Regions from separate parts of the Homo sapiens genome. Here all the other regions are linked to region 2. The links are chromatin loops, found by intact Hi-C in ENCODE. Cell type or tissue: mammary epithelial cell. All regions are shown on one strand. Each heading gives the region's core, and the rest is flanking DNA. Links, peaks and the distances in the headings are about the cores only.

Region 1 (6,720 bases), core at 978-5,977, 72 kb after region 2:
ACTTCAGTGACATGAGATGAGATGAGATTACAGCCCAGCTGACACCTTGCTGGTGTCTCAGCCTTAAGAGACACTGAGCAAGGGACCCAGCTGAGCCATGCTGGACTCCTTGACCCATGGAAACCGTGAGATAATAAACGGGTCCTGTTTTAAGCCACCAGGTTTGTGATGATTTGTTACATAGCAATAGAAGGCTAAGACAGGACCTGTACTGCCTACTTTGCAGAGTTGTTTGAAGATTAGGAAAAAAGTATGTAAAGTACCTGGCACGTAGAAGACTACTAATAAATGGTAGCTTTAAGTCACGCAGTCCATAATGATCCAATTCCTTTTTTAGAGGGAATGTAAATTTCTTCCTTTTTTTTCTTTCTCGAGACAGAGTCTTGCACTGTCGCCCAGGCTGGAGTGCAGTGGCGTGATCATGGCTCACTGCAGCCTTTACCTCCCTGGCTCAAGTGATCCTCCCATCTCAGCTTCCCGAGTAGCTGGGACCACAGCATGCACTGCCATGCCTGGCTAATTTATGTATTTTCAGTAGAGACGAGGTTTCTCCATGTTGCTCAGGCTGGTCTTGAACTCCTGGGCTCAAGCAATCCTCCCATTTTGGTCTCCCAAAGTGCTGGGATTACAGGTGTGAGCTACCGCACATGGCCAAATCTTTTCTTTTCAGAATGAATCTTGTGAAATGCTGAGAATTGTTGAGAGGACTGAATGAGATCATATGTCTAACATGCTCTAGTGTGGAGTCTAGCACACAGTCAACAGTAGGTAAATAGTAATGATGAGGATGATGTTTGTAGTGGTTTTTATCCTGGTAAAAATGAGGCATGTATTGTAATAGACGTAGATCTTTTTTTTCCCCCTTAAAACCACTTTTGCCTTGCTTTACAAGTAGCATCTCTTGCAGAAGTTCCAGAGACTGTTACAGAATTATCCACTGTCTGAATAGAAATGAACCTTGGATATAATCTGGCCTAACTTCGCTTTTCAAATGAAAAAACAGTGAGTCTGAAGTCAGCTTGTTTGATGCCACAAAACAAATTAATAGCAGAATCAGGATTAGAATTTAGGTATCTTGATGTCAAGGCCACTTCTGCAGAACCATATACAGTTGTCCCCTGGTATCTGTGGGGGATTGGTTCCAGGGTGCCTGAGGATAACAAAATCCCTATGTAAAATAGCACAGTATTTGCCTGTAACCTATACAATTCTTTAGTGTACTTAAATCAAAATCATCTCTAGATTACTTACAATACCAAATACAATGTAAATGCTATGTAAATAGTTGTAGGCCGGGCACGGTGGCTCATGCCTGTAATCCCACCACTTTGGGAGGCTGAGGCGGGTGGATCACGAGGTCAGGAGATCGAGACCATCCTGGCTAACACGGTGAAACCCCGTCTCTACTAAAAAAAAAATACAAAAAATTAGCCGGGCATGGTGGCGGGCGCCTGTAGTCCCAGCTACTCAGGTGGCTGAGGCAGGAGAATGGCGTGTACCCGGGAGGTGGAGCTTGCAGTGAGCCGAGATCATGCTACTGCACTCCAGCCTGGGTGACAGAGCGAGACTCCGTCTCAAAAAAAAAAAAAAAAAAAAAAAAAAGTTGTTGTATTGTTTAGGGGAAAACGATAAGGAAAAAAGTCTATATATCACAACCATCTATTTTTTTAGAATATTTTTGATGCACCGTTGGTTGAATCTACAGATGTGGAATGCAGTTCTGGAAAGCCAATTGTATTTATTTCTCTTCCGAAATGTTTTCTCTATTTAAGACTCAGTGCCATCTCAACTCATAAAGTATCAGCATTCCCTTGTAAAACTCACCCTGCACACAATTTATCAGTCATGAACATTTTTTTCCAGCTACCTCTCTTGAAGTATTTATTATTGAGAGTAATTCATTCCATTAATGTTGATTGAGAGCCGACTTTGTGCTACATTTGGAATCAATCTTGTTAAACTGCAGCCCCAAATCACTCCAAAATTAGATACCAAATTTATTGCAAGCCCTTGGGCCACAACGACCCTATAAAGGAGGTCTGCTGTGACTAGTATTTTTACAGATGAGGAAATTGAGACATAAGGAGATTCAGGGGCTTGCCTGGGCTGGTCCAACAACTAAGAAGACATGGAGTTGGGATTTGTACACGGAGCTGACTAGCTGCCACTTTCAGCTTCTTTCCACTTTTAATTAGACTGCTTCCCAGAAGCTGATTAGGCTAAAATTTTATAATAATAAGGAGGACAGGTCTAGACTCCCCTCCCTTCAGGCCCATCACTAGTAGCTCTACTGGATCTGGACTCATGTTGCCTCCTTGGTCCTAAGGGCCAACAGCACAAAAGCTCACAGCACTAAAGATGCGTGATGAAGGAGCTGAACTTTGCCTTCAAGAAAATGTCTTTCTTTGGGGCTTATCCTCTTGTTGGGAGAAGTCTCAGTATCTGCTTCTTCCCCTTCCCCTTGCAGCTTTGTTTTTATTTTTTATTTTATTTTTTAGAGAGAAGATCTTGCTCTGTCACCCCGGCTGAAGTGCAGTGGTGTGAACATAGCTCACTGCAGCCTAGAACTCTTGGGCTCAAGTGATCCTCCTGCCTCAGCCTCCCAAATAGCTGGGACTACAGGTGTTTGCCACCACGCTGGCTAAATTTTTTTTTTTTGTAGAGACAGGGACTTGCTACATTGCCCAGGCTGGTCTTAAACTCCTGGCCTCAAGTGATCCTCCTGCCTTGGCCTCTCAAAGTGTTGGGATTACAGGTGTGAGACACCACACTGGCCTCCCTTGCAGAATTTAAGAGAGAAATCTGAACTCCCCCTGTCATTGGTTGCTTTGGTTGAAGCTCCTTGAGATTGTCTGAGATTGTCTCCACAGTGGTCCTAGCTGCCATCTCAGCCTCTCTCTCAATTAGATATTGAAATACTTCCCCAGAGTTTTTAGCTCCCTTCTAACCAGAATTCTCCTTTTTCCTTGGCAGGCATCTCAGAAACTGTCAGGCAGCAGCTGGAGTCTCTGCAATGGTCTCCCCACCCCTCAGGAATAACCCTGCCTCTCTGCAGATGGCCTCTCAGACCTGCCTTCACAGGAGGGAGGCCTACGTTAGGTAACCATGCCCTAGCTTCAAGGTGGGGTTAAGCTTCAGGGTTCAGGTGTCTGTAGTGAGAGCAGGAAACAAGTGCCAAGGGAAATGCCACTGAAGAATGGAGGGGAATCTTCCAGCCCCAGGGGCTCATAGACCACTCCCTCCTGCCATAGGCACTGTCCTCTGAACGCGGCTCCCAGGGGAAGGGCCCTTCCTGTGAGTCCTGGGTTTATGGACCTGGACAAGTAGGAACAGGAGCAGAGCAAGCCTGAGAATGATTGAAATGCTGCCGTTCTGTCCAGCAGAGCAGAAAACTTGCGCTTGGGGAACTGAACTTTGAGAAATGCAAAGTGCCTGGGTGTTCCAGGATGAGCACATTGGAGCTTAGGTCCCTTCGTTCCTGGTAGTGGGAGAAAGCAGCAGATGGTTCAGCCTGGAGGCAAAGAAAGAGCCCAACAATTACGGGGAAGCTCAAGGTCAGCACAGGGTTAAGGCCAGAATCTAACCACAGATGCATATGATTTCAGCTTTCCACATGCATTTGTGTTGAAAGTAACTGTTGGAAAATTGTAGTCTGCTCATTCCAATAGTTCTTTTAAAACCATCCACATGTTGTTCTTAGTAAAGTCTGTGTCTGAAAACCCCTGTAAGGCTCATCACGCTGAAATGCCACCAAGTACGTCCGTAGGCTGAATTGTACATAGCATGTGAGGGCGCTGTTGCCATCTGTAAAACACAACATTCATTTTAAAATGTCACTTGTCGATCACATCAGTACACTCCGGCCTGGGCAACAGAGTGAGACTCTGACTCAAAAGAAAAAAAAATGTCACTTGACAATAAGGATTTTTAAAATGAATGATACAGGCACTGTTAATGAGACCTATGAAGTTTTCTAATGTTACAATGGCATCTCATACTTGAAAAGGTGGGGAACCGTTGCCTTAAAGATCTAGCTGAGGCCGGGCGCAGTGGCTCATGCCTGTAATCCAGCACTTTGGGAAGTCAAGGTAAGTGGATTACTTGAGATCAGGAGTTCGAGACCAGCCTGACCAACATGGCGAAACCCCGTCTCTACTAAAAATACAAAAATTAGCCAGGTTTGCTGGTGGGCACCTGTAATCCCAGCTACTCAGGAGGCTGAGGCAGGAGAATCGTTTGAACCCAGGAGATGGTAGTTGCAGTGGGCTGAGATCACACCACTGCACTACAGTCTGGACGACAGAATGAGACTCTGTCTCAAAACAGAAACAAAAACAAGTCTAGCTGAGGAGGTTCCTGGAACCAGGTAGAACTGCCACTCAGCCACCTTCATCATTAAGCTACTGTACAGACAAGGGAAGCTACCCTTTGAGTCTGCATCTGTTTATCATGTTCCCTAGTACCTGGTACTGCCCCAGGAGAGGTTTCTCATGGGGCACCTGATATATCTGGTCCCCCTCCCAGGCCTAGGAATTACCAAGGCAAACTATAAAAAACATAATTTTTTTAGACTGGATTTATAAGATTTATTATACAAGCACATAGAAAGTCCTCTATGGTACTTATGAGAAGCAAACAGCCAGTAAAAAGCAACAAAAGCCACATTAACAGTGAGCCTAAGTAGCTATTGGAACAAAAATCAATGCTAGCCTGCCTGGGTGCGGTGGCTCACGCCTGTAATCCCAGCACTTTTGGAGGCTGAGGCAGGCGGATCACTTGAGGCCAGGGGTTCGAGACCACCCTGGCTAACATGGTGAAACCCCGTCTCTACTACAAATACAAAAATTAACCAGGTGTGGCGGTGCATGCCTGTAATCCCAGCTACTCGAGAGGCTGAGGCACAAGAATCGCTTGAACCCGGGTGGCAGAGGTTACAGTGAGCCGAATCGCACCAACTGCACTCCAGTCTGGGTGACAGAGTGAGACTCTGTCTCAAAAAACAAAAACAAAGTAATGCTAGCCTGAATTGATGGGGGTATGAGGGGGTTCTGTAAGGCATAAACTGGTCTGGGCAAGAGATAGTTGGGGCCACTGATGAATTGTTTGCTTTCTACTACTGCCGACGAAGCATGGATGATTAGTTCCTTATTATTTCTGCTCCTAGGCTGTCTCCAAGGCAAGCTGTTTCTCCTACTCTCTGTACAGTCCATGAGACTAAGCAGGCACTTGACCTTAACTGAGGTTCCCTCAGTTCTGTCCTGTTCCTTTTAGTCTGGGTCCATTGGGTAGACGTGGCCTGTTCAAACAAACCATTAATGAGCACATCTCCGGCAGGGCATTTGGAAATAAAGTCAGAAAGCCAGCGAATGGTTTGGCCTTTTCTTCCCATCTTTCCATCCCCTGCTGGGATTCACCTCCTCCTCTTGCCCTGGGGCCTCCTGTGCTCTTTCTTCTTCTCAGCCTGGTTTTACCCTCCTCCAACCGCTGTTGTTGCAAGTAAATGAACTGGAGTGGAATCTTTGTTTTCTATCTCAAGGGTATTTGCTTTGAAAACCTTTTCTCTTGCTGTGGATCAAAATATCCTTTGCTCCTTGTTAAAGTAGATTTAGGCTCAGTGGCTCTGGTGGAAGAGGTTGTTTAAACTCCGTAAACCACACAATTACCAACTTTCTTTTTCTCTGTGTACAGTGGTCCAATGGACAAAACTCGGGTGAGTAACAGTGACGGTGGTGACTCTGTGGGTGTTCATCTGAATCAGGTGCTGTACTGAGCACTTTGTCCCATTATGGCTGTGGCCCTGAGGCGGGTATTCATTTCCTATTATGGAAAAGGAAAGGAGGCCTAGTGAGGTTAAGTATCGTGCTCGAGATGACTCCAGAATTGAAAATTCCAACTGTCCCACCCTGAACTTCTAATTCCCTTCAGGTGATCCTCTTCTTTTCTGAGTAGCATTGATCACGTCTCCTTTCTTCTTTAACTTCCTTGTTGATTAGTTTATTGCATGCAGTCAGTCTCTCTGCCTCTTCCATGTTCCCCAGCGAGAATCCACCTGCTCTACAGGGGCAGGGATTTTTGTCGGCTCACTGGGGTATCTCAAAGGCATAGATTACACACACAGTAGGCACTGAACAAACATTTGTTAAATGAATAAACAAAAGTAGCCAAGGTAAGATTTTGCACTTTAGCACCAACTTAGATAAAATAAGTAAAAATAACCTAAAATAATCAAAAGGGTCAGAATCTAGTTTTGAGCACAGAGTTTGAGGACAGCCACTCATGAAGCACAGATTCCAAAGAATGGGAGTGAGTGTTCCAAAGTATAGAAGTTTGGGATCATTTATATGGTCAAAGTTTAGGGAAGCTTAATAGAATTTCACTATCTTTCTATGTAAGGCTTATTGCATAGTTACAATAATCCGATTTGGCAAGGTAATTTTTTTTTCTTTTTGGGAAAGGTATATTTAACATTCCACAGTGCAGATGTAATAGTCAGGGGTCTTTTGCACCACTTGGTCTGAGTTGGGTACAAGATAATAAAGGTGGCAGTTAATCTATAATGAAGAACAGTGATTAGAAGCAGGGGAGGTCTGGTCTCTGTTCTCTCTTAGTCATTTACAGAACAAGAACAATGAAGAAGAGAGTTCCTCTATAATCTAAGAAACAGAAATTGCAAGCACATACTATGTGACTCAGGTCACAGTCGTATCTCTCTCAAAGCTT
Region 2 (6,720 bases), core at 867-5,866:
TTCTACAGCAGGGATTTTTGTGGGTAATCATTATCTGCCTGAGTCCAAAGACAGAGATATAATTACATTCTTCTCCGGGGAATGGTCTGTTGAGAAAAACACTTCCAGCTTTGTTGCTGAGAAGCAGCATTAGGGCTGGAAAAAAAAAAGAAAGAAAGAAATACCGATTATCATGTGTTCTGGAAGGGAGGGACTGATGGTCTGAGAAGGAGGCATGTACACTGCAGGTTTTTGAGTAGAGAAATGTTTCCTCTAGGTCCTGAGCTTTTTCTATGCATTCCAGACCATCCCTAGGTTGTGATACTGGGTAACCAAACAGGCCTATTTTTCAGGGTACCCGAACAGCCACGTATCAGCTCTCCAACTATAGGGTTGTCACTGTGCTGTCCACTACAGGACATAGGAACTTCCCACATCAGCCATGTGTTGTTTCCCATACAATGGGTGGGTTTGGTAGCTTGGTGAATGACAGTCCAATGACCAGAACCAAAGAGGATTGTTAACAAGGGGATTTTCTTACTTGCAACAGATAAGAACACCTGGTCCCAAAGCAGTACCTCCCGGGACTGGGAGCTGGATCTAGTTTTTATAAGCAAAGGGTAATGAGGCATGATCTCACTGGATCCTGCCATGGGGTGACGCCACAGCTAGATCTGATTGGATCCTGGATCCTGCCATGGGGTAACGCCACAGCTAGATTTGATTGGATCCTGGATCCTGCCATGGGGTGACGCCACAGCTAGATCTGATTGGATCCTGGATCCTGCCATGTGGTGTCCACTTCTTAATCCAGTCCCCTGCCCTCAGCCTGAGCACTTAGGTTCCCCCTGTGATTCTTGGTTCATCTGGGCATGCCCAGGTCACGTGACCCAAGGGTCCAGGGCAACTGAAAAACAACCCACAACTTTGTTACATAAAAGATGAATCAGATGGGTCTGGTGCTATAATGTGACTATGGAACCTGAAATATGGCTACTTTGAATTGGAATGTGTTGTAAATGTAAAATACATTTTGGATTTCTAAGACTTAGTACAAAAAATATATATAAACCATCTCATTAATTTTTACATTGATTACATGTTGAAATCAGAATATTTTGGATATATTTGGCTAAATAAAATATATAATTAAAATGAGCTTCACCCATGTCTTTTTGCTTTTAAAACTGTGGCTACTATAATTTTTTATTTTTTTGGGGGGACAGTCTCACTCTGTTGCCCAGGAGTGCAGTGGCACAATCTCAGTTCATTGCAACCTCCACCTCCTGGATTTGAGCGATTCTCCTGCCTTGGCTTCCTGAGTAGCTGGGACTACAGATGCTCACCCTCACGGCTGGCTAAGTTTTGTATTTTTAGTGGAGACAGGGTTTCGCCATGTTGGCCAGGCTGGTCTTGAACTCCTGACCTCGAGTGATCCCCCTGCCCTGGCCTCCCAAAGTGCTGGGGTTACAGGCATGAGCCACTGCGCCTGGCCTGGAAAATTTTAAGTTAAATGTATTTCTGTGGGAAAGCACTGCTCTAGAAATTCAGAACAATAGAATAATTGCATGTCAGGGAGAAGGAAAACAAGAAAAAAATAAGTATGCTGACTTTTCTTCCTCTTCTGGGTCCTGAGGGAATTAGAGAAGAAAAATATATCTTATATCTTAGAATTTTCGAGCTAGCAAAGCCATTAGAAATGACTGAGTCTGATACTTCTCAAAGCAGAGAACCTATCAGCTTCTGAAAATAATTCATAGATGGGGAGGAGTCCTCAGAACTCAGCTTGAGAAGCTATGGTGGCATCCAGCGAACTTACTTTGTAGATGAGGAAACCAAGACTCAGGGAGTCTAAGTGGCATAAGGGCAGCCTGCTAGTCAGTGGAGACCTACGACTAGAAACCAGGTCCTCCCTTCGCCCGCTCTCCTCTCTGGTACCCTATGAAAATGTTTACTTATTTATCTTCTTAATAAGAATAACAAATAACAAAAATTTCGTGCTTTTATTTTTAAAAACATATCAGTACTGCGCATATAGAAAAGTGATATTATCCAAATAAATGTCAAGTTCAGTTCACTTCCTTTCACTCAACTGCCATGACACTTCCATATTTCCCTTTTATTCCAAATATCTTAAGATCCCCTTCGGGGCTTTATATTCTATTTTCTGCCACCCTGATGAGCCTTAAAAAAACCTCATTTGGATAGCTGCTTCTCTGGATCTAGACAGGATTTGAGGGGATTATATTTCCTTTCCAGATTCTTCTCCTTTTCAAATTAATGTTTCCTCTTTAAAATATATACCCTCAACCTATTCAAAGTCTTTTCTTCAGGATGGCTGTTAATAAAACGTGTCTTGTAACAACAGTGTCTATGGCCTCCCTGCAGCCAACTCAGCTCACTGAGAGGCGGCCCTCTATAGTACACTCTGATAAACTTCTTTAGTTTCCTTCTATTGTAGTACCATATTTCCTTAAAAAAAAATCAGCCGGGCGCAGAGGCTCACGCCTGTAATCCCAGCACTTTGAGAGGCCGAGGCGGGCAGATGACCTGAGGTCAGGAGTTCGAGACCAGCCTGGCCAACATGGCAAAACCCTATCTCTACCAAAAATACGAAAATTAGCCGGGCGTGGTGGCGGGTGACTGTACACCCAGCTACTCAGGAGGCTGAGGCAGGAGAATTGCTTGATCCCAGGAAGGGGAGGTTGCAGTGAGCTGAGATTGTGCCACCGCACTCCAGTCTAGGTGACACAGCAAGACTCTGTTCTCACAAGAAAAAAAAAAAAAAAAAGAAAAGAAAAAGAAAGAACATTCCAGGAATGCTCCAATTGTGTTTTTGCTGTACTTTTTGTCTTGCTTGGTGTAGATGAAGCCCTGTAGTGGATACCTGGCAGGCTTTGCCATAGTGTTTCCTTGGTCTAAGGAAGTTCAGCCTTGCACTCAAGTTCTTCACCCCTGGGGCAATTGTGAAATTGACTTTAGTAATTAAAAGTTCTCTTTTATCTTTGTTTACTCTGAATGCTTTAGAATCATTAAATACAAATATTAGAACTGTCAGTGCTCTTTAAGATAATCTACTTAGCCCACCAGTACTTTCTCTTTCTGTCTACAATTGAAAGAAAAATGAGATTTTGGAGTCTCTGTGATTACTTTGCAGAAGAAAGCTATTATGAAGAAATAGTCTAAGGAACTAACTCATGCCAGGTAAGTCAGTGTTTCTGTTCATTTGGTGATGACTAATATTGGCATTCATCTGGCTGTTGTTAAGTGTAACGATTTAAAATTATTATATTGTGTAACCAAAAGATGGCAGTACTCCCTCTTCCTGTTTGGTTTTAGGACAAAATGGAAAGGTCATTTTGTTCTTACTACATTTTTCCCTTTACTCACCACAAAATGAAAATAATGAGTAAAAGTCACATAAGCAAATAAATAAAATATATTCCCAACCTCTTTAGTACAACCCTAATTACTTGATATAGCCATATCTATGCAAAAGAATGCAAGTCATTTTCTTTTCTTTTCTTCACTTGGTTTACTTTTCTAACAGTAGATGTTTGCTTCTATTTGGAACATTTAAAACGATGGCACCAGAAACCTCCATGATCCTTCTCAAAGGAGAGAGAACATGTCAGTTTCACTGAATGGTAGTTCATGTCCATACATGCCAAGAGAATATTGGACAAAAGCAAAATGCAGCAATAGTGATAGTTTATTTTCTGGTCATTACATTTCCCAAAATTATTACTCCACTCACCCTACCCCATCTTTTCTGAGGCATCTATATTGATTTATCCTTCAAATTCCAGCAATATTTTTATTTTATTTATTTATTTTCTTGTGAGATAGGCCACTAGACAAGTAATATTCTATCTAGAATATTACAGTTACACCTAGACCAAAGCTCTGTTTAAATAGAAAACCATACAATTTGGCATTGCAAATAAATAATTTGGCACCTGATGGCACTGAACTCCCTCAAAAATAATTATTCTAATTCATTCTCTTTCAGGTGGCTACATACAAAGCAAAGTTGTGGACATCTGTGTTGACACATTGTATGTTGTAGTCAGATGGGCTTGAATTCCTGCCTAGACCTTGCTAGGCACTGTGATTTGGAGCGAGATGTGCAACTTTGGGCAAGTTTCTGCCTAAGAAAAACGAGGATAAAATATCTAATTCTCAGGCTTGTTTTGAGAATAAGGTGAAAAGATATCTATACTGTGCCTAGCAAACAGTAGGCACTCAGTCAACCTAAGCCTACTTCTTTCCTATTAAGAAGACAAACATGTACATCCACTATTACTGTCAGCTGCTCAATAGAAGAAAATAAATAGGCTATATGTCTATAAATATTCTGTTCCTTTAGGAACAAATATTTAATTGGTTTACATGTTCCACATGGACTATTGTTGAAATCATTCATTCAGCAACTTCTATAGCAGTAACTAACATTTACTGTGTGCCAGGGCCTTTCTAAATGTCTTTACACATATTAACTCCTTTTCCTCGCAGCATCACCAAGAAAAGATGCTATCATCCCTATTTTACAGCAGGAGACTTGGAGTCACAGAGCCGTTAAGTCACTTGTCTGAGGTCACACAGCTAGATGAAAATCCTAGGATTCAAATCCAAGCAGACTGCCTCTGGAGTCTGGGTTCATAACCATTATGCCATTGCACATCTCTGAAACCACCTTTGCAAAAGTTATAATAGTGAGAATACTATGGCAGTGAAAGAGATCTGACTTAACCAACTCCATCTTGCCTGTAACCTCCATTCCTGGGTGTGGGCCAAGCTAACTTTGGGAGAAATCTATCCTTAAAGCAAGGATGATAATATCCCTCCCCAAATTAAACTGCCTTAGTAAAACTAATGAAAGGCCACAAGGTTAGGGTTATGAGAAGAATCTGAGTTCTGCAAAGATGTAGGTATAGTTAAAGAATAACCAGTCATTGTTCTGGTGGTCACAAGATTTGTAACTTCTCCAATTACTCCTATAAATAACCTCTACTATTGTAGAACCTAATATTGGCCTTTGGAGATATCTTTTCAGACTTTAGCTTTTCTGATGACCAAGATGACTCCATTTGGACTTATGACTCAATGGGTCCTGTGGCCCCCACCCAGAAGCAGACTCAGGGCATGAGGACCATTTTCCACATCCCTATGATTGCATCCCCAACCATCAGCAGCACCCATTCCCTAGCCCCCTGCCCACCAAACTATCTTGAAAAAACCCTAGCCTCTGAATGTTTGGAGAGGCTGATTTGAATAATAATAAAATTCTGCTCTCCTGTTTAGCTGGCCCTATGTATCTTGAACCCTTTCTCTATTGCAATTCCCTTGTCTTGATACATTGGTTTTATCTGGGCAGCAAGTGAGAAGAACCTGTTGGGCAGCTATAGCACCAGTTTCCCTGCTGAAAAAGAAGAGGAAAAGTACATTGAAAGGATGTTTTTTTCTCCTGATGTTTGGAGAATATGAGGGACCTTTACTGTTGAGATGTTAACTCAGCAGAGAAAAAGGGGGAGTGGACAAACAAGAATGTATCTAAAAATGGTGAGGGCAGCAAAGAATTATGTCAGAACTGTTGGGAATCCCAGTACTAGGAGATCTTCCATCCTGTGGCTGTGAGTTACCGTGGATATTTCTCTTTGTTCATTAAGACATTGTAGGGACATTTAGTATTCTTCAGAAGCCTCAGCTCTCCATTTTGCCATGGCAGTTATTAGTTCCATTAAAAGGTGAAGGCTTTCAGAGTGAATGAATTCTCCTTCCCTTACAGCCAGGGAATGAGCTTCTCAGGTATAAGATAATATGGCATTGTTCCATATTCCATTCCCAACCCTGAGCTAAAGCTAGTGAAGGTGGTAGACTTTCAAGGTCATTTAGACCCAAAACATTCACTGGGGCCCTAGTTTGCATAGTCACAGGTCATCGCTCTACCCCTTTTATTACTAACTTGTGGATATGAAGCCCACCATGTTTCACCATATTCTGCCACTGCCATCCAAAATCCCAATTTTCCTGGTCTTCCAGTCCCTCCTTCTCCCAGCCCCTACTGCTGTGCTTCCCCTTGTTGTCAACCTCCTGTCTTACACTTTCCAAAGTGTTTGCTGGACTTCCTATTCCACTGTAAAATCATCCTAGCCTGCCATTTGCCTTTTAGCATTAAAAAAATTGAAAAATGTTACTTAGTCAAATGTACTGAGTTATTTTCTCAGTCTTTCCTCCCATTGTTTTTATGGTTAAGAAGTTAGTAAACCACTTTTAAAACCTCATCACCCATCTTATAGAATAGTTTTCCCCACAATAGGTAGCTTGGGTGGTTTTAAGAGCCAATAGACACCAGAGTTGTGAAATTTGCAATTCATATTTAAATTTGACACTTAGGCACTTAAGTAGGTTTTAATATTTATATAGTAGGTCTAAATATTCATATAGCCTGGTTTACATATTATATAGCAGGTCTAAATATTCATATTTAACGAGAGCAAAACTCCATCTCAAAAAAAAAATCAGATATTGTGAGACTTACTCACTACCACGAGAACAGTATGGGGGGAATTGCCCTCATGATTCAATTCTCTCCCACTGGGTCCCTCCCACAACATGTGGGAATTATGGGAGCTACAATTCAAGATATTTGGGTGGGGACACAGCCATACCATATCATTCCATCCCTGGCCCCTCCCAAATCTCATGTCCTCACATCTGAAAACCAATCATGCCTTCCCA
Region 3 (6,720 bases), core at 993-5,992, 360 kb after region 2:
CCCAACCTAAGGTGTGCTCTAGAGTCTGCTGGGAGAACAGGGGAGTCTCCCTGTGACATGAGAACCAGAGGAAGTAGAGAGGTGAAGGTGTAAGGAGGCCCTTTCCCTCCTGACCAGTGGTTCTTCATGGGGGTGGAAGCACCCACAGGGAGCATTCTAGACGTATATTGGGGTGTTTTCTCTTGTCATAACAACTGGATTGGAGGGCACTACTGGCATTTAAGTGAGGGAAGGGGAATAGTCAGGGGGGCTAGATATCTTGCAGTGTGCCCAGAGAAGGGTCGTCCTAGGCGGGATGAGGTGACTCACACTTGTAATCCTAGCACTTTGCGTGGCTGAGGTGGTGGATCACTTGAGTCCAGGAGTTTGAGACCAGCCTGGCCAACATGATGAAACCCTGTCTCTACTAAAAATACAAAAATTAGCCTGTCATGGTGGCATGTGCCCGTAATTCCAGCTACTCGGGAGGCTGAGGTGGGAGAGTCGCTTGAACCGAGGAGGCAGAGGTTGCAGTGAGCTGAGATCTCGCCACTGTACTCCAGCCTGGGTGATGGAGTGAGACTCCATCTCAGAAAAAGAAAAAAAAAAAGAGTCATCTCTCCTGCTACAGGACTTCCAAGTAAGAGTCCTCTGAAACATTCACGTGGGTAAAAAAATCTGTTTATCATTATCTAAGGCTAGAAGTACATGTTTTACACATAAACACAATACTTTTACATATAAAGCAGTATTTTTTAAGTTTTTAAAATATTTTTTAAAAGTTAATATAACTATTAATTGACAAATCATAATTATCATAATTACATTGACAGAGTACACCGTGTTGTTTTGATATATGTATACTAAAGCAGTATGTTTTTAGGGTTGTTTTACCATCAACTGAATTTTTTTTTAGGAATGAAACCACAGTAGAAATCAAGACTGGGCTGGGCACAGTGGCTCACGCCTATAATCCCAGCACTTTGGGAGGCCGAGGGCAGTGGATCATTTGAGGTCAGGAGTTTGAGACCAGCCTGCCTAACATAGCGAAACCCCATCTCTACTGAAAATACAACAAATTAGCCGGATGTGGTGGCACATGCCTGTAATTCCAGCTACTCGGGAGGGTGAGGCAGGAGAATCACTTGAACCCAGGAGGTGGAGGTTGCAGTGAGCCGAGATCGCACCACTGCACTGGGTGAGAAAGGGAGAGTCTGTTTCAAAACAACACAAAGAAAATAAAAATAAAATAAAGACTGCATTTTATTTGGAGATTTTCAATGCATTTTTTATCTTTGATCATTGCATTGAGGGAGTGCCACTCAAGGGACTGGAGTCATGAATAGAACCCACCTGTATTTGTCCGTGTTTTAGCAGTTGCTTCTATGTAGAGCATCTGACTACTTCATTATATATTTTGTAGTATATATGTACCTAAGCTTTATATATTGAAATAGATATTATTTTGTTATAAGTTGGTTTCTTATTATTTCTTTTTTGTATTACCATTAGAGAAGTATATCAGTTTTTAAAAATATACGGTTAGGGGAGTGACAACCACAAGTAGTGATTCTCATTTCAAGAAATTAAATGGCTACAAAACTGGTGTCCAGAATATATAAAGAACCCTTGCAACTCAGCAATAAAAAGACAAGTAACACAATTTTAAAATGTTCAAAGGATTTGAATAGACATTTCTTCAAAGAAGATATATAAATCACCAATGAGCATATGAAAATGTACTCAACTTCATTGGTCATTAGAGAAATGCAAATAGAAGTCACACCCATTAGGATGGCTAAAATAAAAAAAGATGAACAATAACAAATGTTGGCAAGTATGTGGAAAAATTAGAACCCTCATACACTGTGGATGGGAATGTAAAATGGTGCAGACACTTTGGAAAGTTGGCTATTCCTCAGAGATTTACCATATGACACAGCAATTCTACTCTTAGGTGTATACCCAAGACAATTAAAAAGATATATACAGGCCGGGCGCGGTGGCTCAGGCCTGTGGTCCCAGCACTTTGGGAGGCCGAGGCGGGTGGATCGCGGGGTCAGAAGATCGAGGCCGTCCTGGCTGATACGGTGGAACCCCGTCTCTACTAAGAGTACGAAAAATTAGCCGGGCGTGGTGGGGGGCGCCTGTGGTCCCAGCTACTTGGGAGGCTGAGGCAGGAGAATGGCGTGAACCTGGCGGGCGGAGCTTGCAGTGAGCCGGGATTGCGCCACTGCACTCCACCCTGGGCGACGGAGCGAGACTCCGTCTCAAAAAAAAAAAAAAAAAGATATATACACAGAAAAACTTGTACATAGATGTTCATAGTAGTATTCCAATACACATGCCCATCAGTAGATGAATGGATAAGCAAAACGTGGTATATTAATAAATGAAATATTATCCAGCCACAAAAAGCAATGAAGTACTGATACATGATCCAATATGGATGGACCTTGAAAACTATACTAAATGAAAGAAACCAGCCACAAAAGGCCACATAGTACATGATTACATTTGTATAAAATGTCCAGAATTAGCAATTCCATAAAGACAGAAAGTAGATTAGTAGTTGCCAAGGGCTGAGGGAAGGAGGAATGGGAGTGACTGCTGCTAATGGGTACAGGGTTTCTTTTTGGGGTGAGAAAAGTGTTCTGGAATTACATAATGATGATAGTTGTATAACTTTGTGAATATACTAAGACACACTGAATTGTATCTTTTAAAAAGTTAAATTTTATGGTACGTGAATGATACCTCATTAAAATAGTTACATGAGAAAAAAAGGCAAAATACAGGGTATAATTCAAGAATTTTAATTTTTAAATATAAAGTATTTATAGCCAAATTTGATTTACTTTTAAAATATGTCTTATTAAATAGTTTAATAAAAGCAAAACTGTTCTAGCAAAAAAAAAAAAGAAATTAAATGGCATTTGTAAAAAAAAAAAAAAAAAAAGCAGGTGGGGCTCTGGGGCTGGCAGGGTTGAGAAAGAGACAGCTCCTGCCCCGAGAGAGCCGCGATGTCCCGGAGGGTGCCCCCTTGTGGTGGCTTTTGGGATGGCACCCTTCCCCACTGGGATAAAATAGAATCTATTATGGAATGGTCAGCCCCACGGTGATGGGTGTATGTATAATTTAAAACAGCCTCCAGGTGGTTCTAAGAATCTTCTTTCATCAGAGGAGGCAGAATTCCCTTATACAACCTTTTGGCATGTTTGCTACATGTTTGCAACCTTTTGGCATATTGCCTTGAAATTGAACATTTGAACTCTTTTTCTCTTAAAACATAACTGCTAAACTTTCAAAAATTATCCTGGGATTCTAAGCTTGTTGCACAGGAAAAATACGTTGTTATGTAAGGAAAACTAATCAAAGTTCTCTACCTTTCCTGGTCAGCAGCATGTGTTTCCAAAAAATTTAAGAGAAATTAATGGGTTAATTGAGAACATTCTACATCTCACCATGTTTGCTCTTATCATAATTCACCATTGCTGATTTCTCTACCTACAGAGTTGCTGAACCTGGCTTGATTTTCCCATAGAACTGAAGCCTGAGGAACTTATATTTGTTTTGTCTGAGTTTCTTTCTCGGGAAACCAACCATCAGGGCTCCCAGATAGTATCAGGGAACTGAAACTTTTCAGATGATGGCATCCAGTCATGAGATGCACCTGCTGCCTGTTGACCAATTCCTCTTCTTTACCTCTCTCTAACCCCCTGCTATATAAACCCCTAACTTTAGATAGTTAGGGAGATAGATTTGAGACTGGTCTCCCATGTCCCAGCTGATGTCACCTGCATTAAAGCCTTTCTTCCCCAGCAATACTCATCATCTCAGTGATTGGCTTTCTCTACAGTGACAACTGGACCTGGCCCGAACCCCTGGCATCTGGCAACATTATTACCTGTCGAAACAGAAGTAGAGATTTGAAATAGAGGATGCCTGTTCCCATTTCCTCCTGCTGTCTGGAAGGAAGTCTGGCTTTCCAGCCCAACTCTAAGCTCATCTTTACATACAAAATAAGGGTATGTTTACATGGAAAGCAAAAATAGAACCATGGATTTACAGAAGGTTCCATAGCAGCAAATAACAGTGCTTATGAAATAAACATTTTAAATATTATTCCTGTGTAAAATTATTGTCAGGCATACTTTACCAATGAAGAGATAGAACAATGTGGGTTCTATGCCTGGACACAATGATTTGTTTAGTGACCTTGCACAAAATAGGCTCAGTCTTCCTGGGCCTTAGAGGCCTTGTCTATAAAATTAAGGAGTGGAATTTAAATAAGCTTTAATATTATTCCCAGCTTTATGAATCTGAGTAAGGTTGACTTAAAAGTGTTATTTTTATTACTTTTTACATTACTTTTTTTTTGAAATGGAGTTTCGCTCTTGTCGCCCGGGCTGGAGTGCAGTGTCATGATATTGGCCCATTGCATCCTCCGCCCCCTAGGTTCAAGTGATTCTCCTGCCTCAGCCTCCTGAGTAGCTGGGATTACAGGTGCGCGCCACCATGCCTGGCTAATTTTTTGTATTTTTAGTAGAGACAGGGTTTCTCCACGTTGGCCAGGCTGGTCTCAAACTCCTGACCTCAGGTGATCCACCCCCCCTCAGCCTCCCAAAGTGCTGGGATTACAGGCGTGAGCCACTGTGCCCCACCCTTTTTACATTACTTTTAATGGCAAAAACCACAATTGCTTTTGCACCAACCTAATAATTCTCAGTATGGCATTATTCACAACAAACTTTAGGTCGCCTGTGTTCAGCCATTTTTGTGTCACCATAAAGAAATAACCTGAGGCTGGGTAATTTATAAAGATAAGAGGTTTAATTGGCTTATGGTTCTGCAGGCTACGCCAGCCTGGCTCCGGCATCTGCTTCTGGTGAGGGCCTCAGGGAGCTTCCAATAACGCTTTAAGGTGACAGGGAGCAGGCGCCACGTGGTGAGCGTGGGAACAAGAGTTGGGGGAGGTGCCACACACTTCTAAATAACCAGATCTCGTGTGAACTCAGAGCGAGAACTCACTCATCACTGAGGGAATGGTGCTAAGCCACGCATGAAGAATCCCCCCCCATGATCCAAACACCCCCCCCCAGGCCCACTTCCAACACTGGAGGTCACCATTTAATGTGACATTTGGAGGGGACGAAACATCTAAACCATATCATCACCTCTGTTCATTCTCAGACAAAATATACTCAAAGGATGTTAACTAATCTTAATAGAATAGCATAATTAGGAAGGTTAATATGATGGAATTAATATAACAGATGTTGGTGAGCCAAAAAAGCAAACTCAGTTGCCTCCCACTCTACCCTCACAACACAATTCTGATGCCAAATGTGCAGGGATTTTTCCCCAGCAAACAAGCAATTAATTCTGCAGTGGACATCAGCTGGGTGTCCTCTAGTTCAATTCAATTCTGACACTGTCCACCTAGAGATGGCCTCAGATTACAGAGGTTGAGGCCCCAGCCCCATAAGGCCACCCACCATACTTCTGATGCTCATCAAAAGCCCCAGGCTGTGACCTGTGCTTCCAATCTGGCTATGAATCAGAATTCCCATGACCCTGTTCTTGGGTTTGATTGATTTGCTGGAGCAGCTCACAGAACCCAGGGAAACATGTTTACTGTTATAAAGGATATTATAAAGGACACAGAAGAAAAGATGCATAGGGTGAAGTATGGGGAAAGCGACATGGAGCTTCCATGGGCATACCAGCCTCCAGGAACCTCCACGAGTTCAGCGATCCAGAAGCTCCCTGAACCCAGTCCTTTTGGGTTTTTATGGAGGCTTCATTAAGTAGGCATGAGTGATTAAACCATTGGCCATTGCTGATCAACTTAACCTTCAGCCCTTCCCCGCTCCCCGGAGATTGGGAGGTGGGGTTGAAAGTCCCAACTCCATAATCCTGTCTTGGTTTTTCCAGTGACAGCCCCCATCCTGAAGCTACAGAAAGGCATTTATCACTTTGAAGAGTCCAAGGATTTTAGGAGCTATATACCAGGAGAGGGGGAGGAAAACCAAATACATGTTTCACAATATCCCAGTTAGTTCTACATATTCCTGATGACCTTATTGGGGTAGAATGTTGAGTGTTAGCCATGGTTTTGTGTTTTTCAATACTGTGGATTTGGAATAAGTAAATTTTGTATTCCCTCCTTTAAATATTGCCCACAGAGCAGTCAGAACACACACAACATTGATCAATTAAGTCTGTCATCTCATATGAGTGCACCCCAAAACAATGACAATAGTAATATCAAAGATCACTGATCAAAGATCACCATGACAGATAATGGTCATAATAGTCAGGATAAATTGTGAAGTATTGTGAGAATTACCACAATGGGACACAGTGACACATGCTGTTGGAAAAGTAGTGCCAGTAGACGCACTCGATGCTGGGTTGCCACAAAGCCTCAATTTGTAAAAAACACAATATCTACAAAGTGCGATAAAACAAAGCACAATAAAATGAGGTATGCCTGTAAATAAAGAAAAAATTATATATATATAATAACATATAAAATATAATATATATGATATAATACATATGTGTATATATAATATATCTCACAGGATCTAAGAATCTGAGAGCAGAAAGAGCCCTTAGATCCTGGGTGTGGTGGCCCATGCCTGTAATCCCAGCGCTTTGGGAGGCTGAGGCAGGAGAATTGCTTGAGCCCAGGAGTTCAAGACCACCCTGGGCAACATGGCAAGACCCCATCAT

What was found. Peaks named below come from ENCODE experiments on the same cell type or tissue, not always from the same donor. Only the 100,000 strongest peaks of a DNase experiment are listed, where the experiment ranks them.
Region 1: it touches region 2 in a loop (5-fold over the local background); 20 of 110 quality-filtered maps call a loop at or near these places.
Region 3: it touches region 2 in a loop (7-fold over the local background); 23 of 110 quality-filtered maps call a loop at or near these places.

The regions. Positions count from the first base shown.
Region 1 is chr18:8,979,715-8,986,434 of GRCh38, reverse strand. No RefSeq gene overlaps it. Among named protein-coding and RNA genes, the nearest start is that of NDUFV2, 120 kb to the left of the region's middle. In mammary epithelial cell, for the core only: a CTCF peak has its summit at 3,786; a DNase peak (open chromatin) is centred at 3,394; H3K27ac peaks cover 2,420 bases.
Region 2 is chr18:9,052,000-9,058,719 of GRCh38, reverse strand. No RefSeq gene overlaps it. Among named protein-coding and RNA genes, the nearest start is that of NDUFV2, 47 kb to the left of the region's middle. RefSeq lists a silencer at 3,141-3,250. In mammary epithelial cell, for the core only: a CTCF peak has its summit at 3,285 (motif pointing right); a DNase peak (open chromatin) is centred at 3,219; H3K27ac peaks cover 2,037 bases.
Region 3 is chr18:8,693,240-8,699,959 of GRCh38, reverse strand. It overlaps GACAT2 (gastric cancer associated transcript 2), which reads left to right. Exons shown (of 2, transcript NR_120598.1): 2 at 3,839-4,104. Among named protein-coding and RNA genes, the nearest start is that of MTCL1, 9.0 kb to the left of the region's middle. In mammary epithelial cell, for the core only: a CTCF peak has its summit at 3,025 (motif pointing left); no DNase peak of the experiment used is centred there.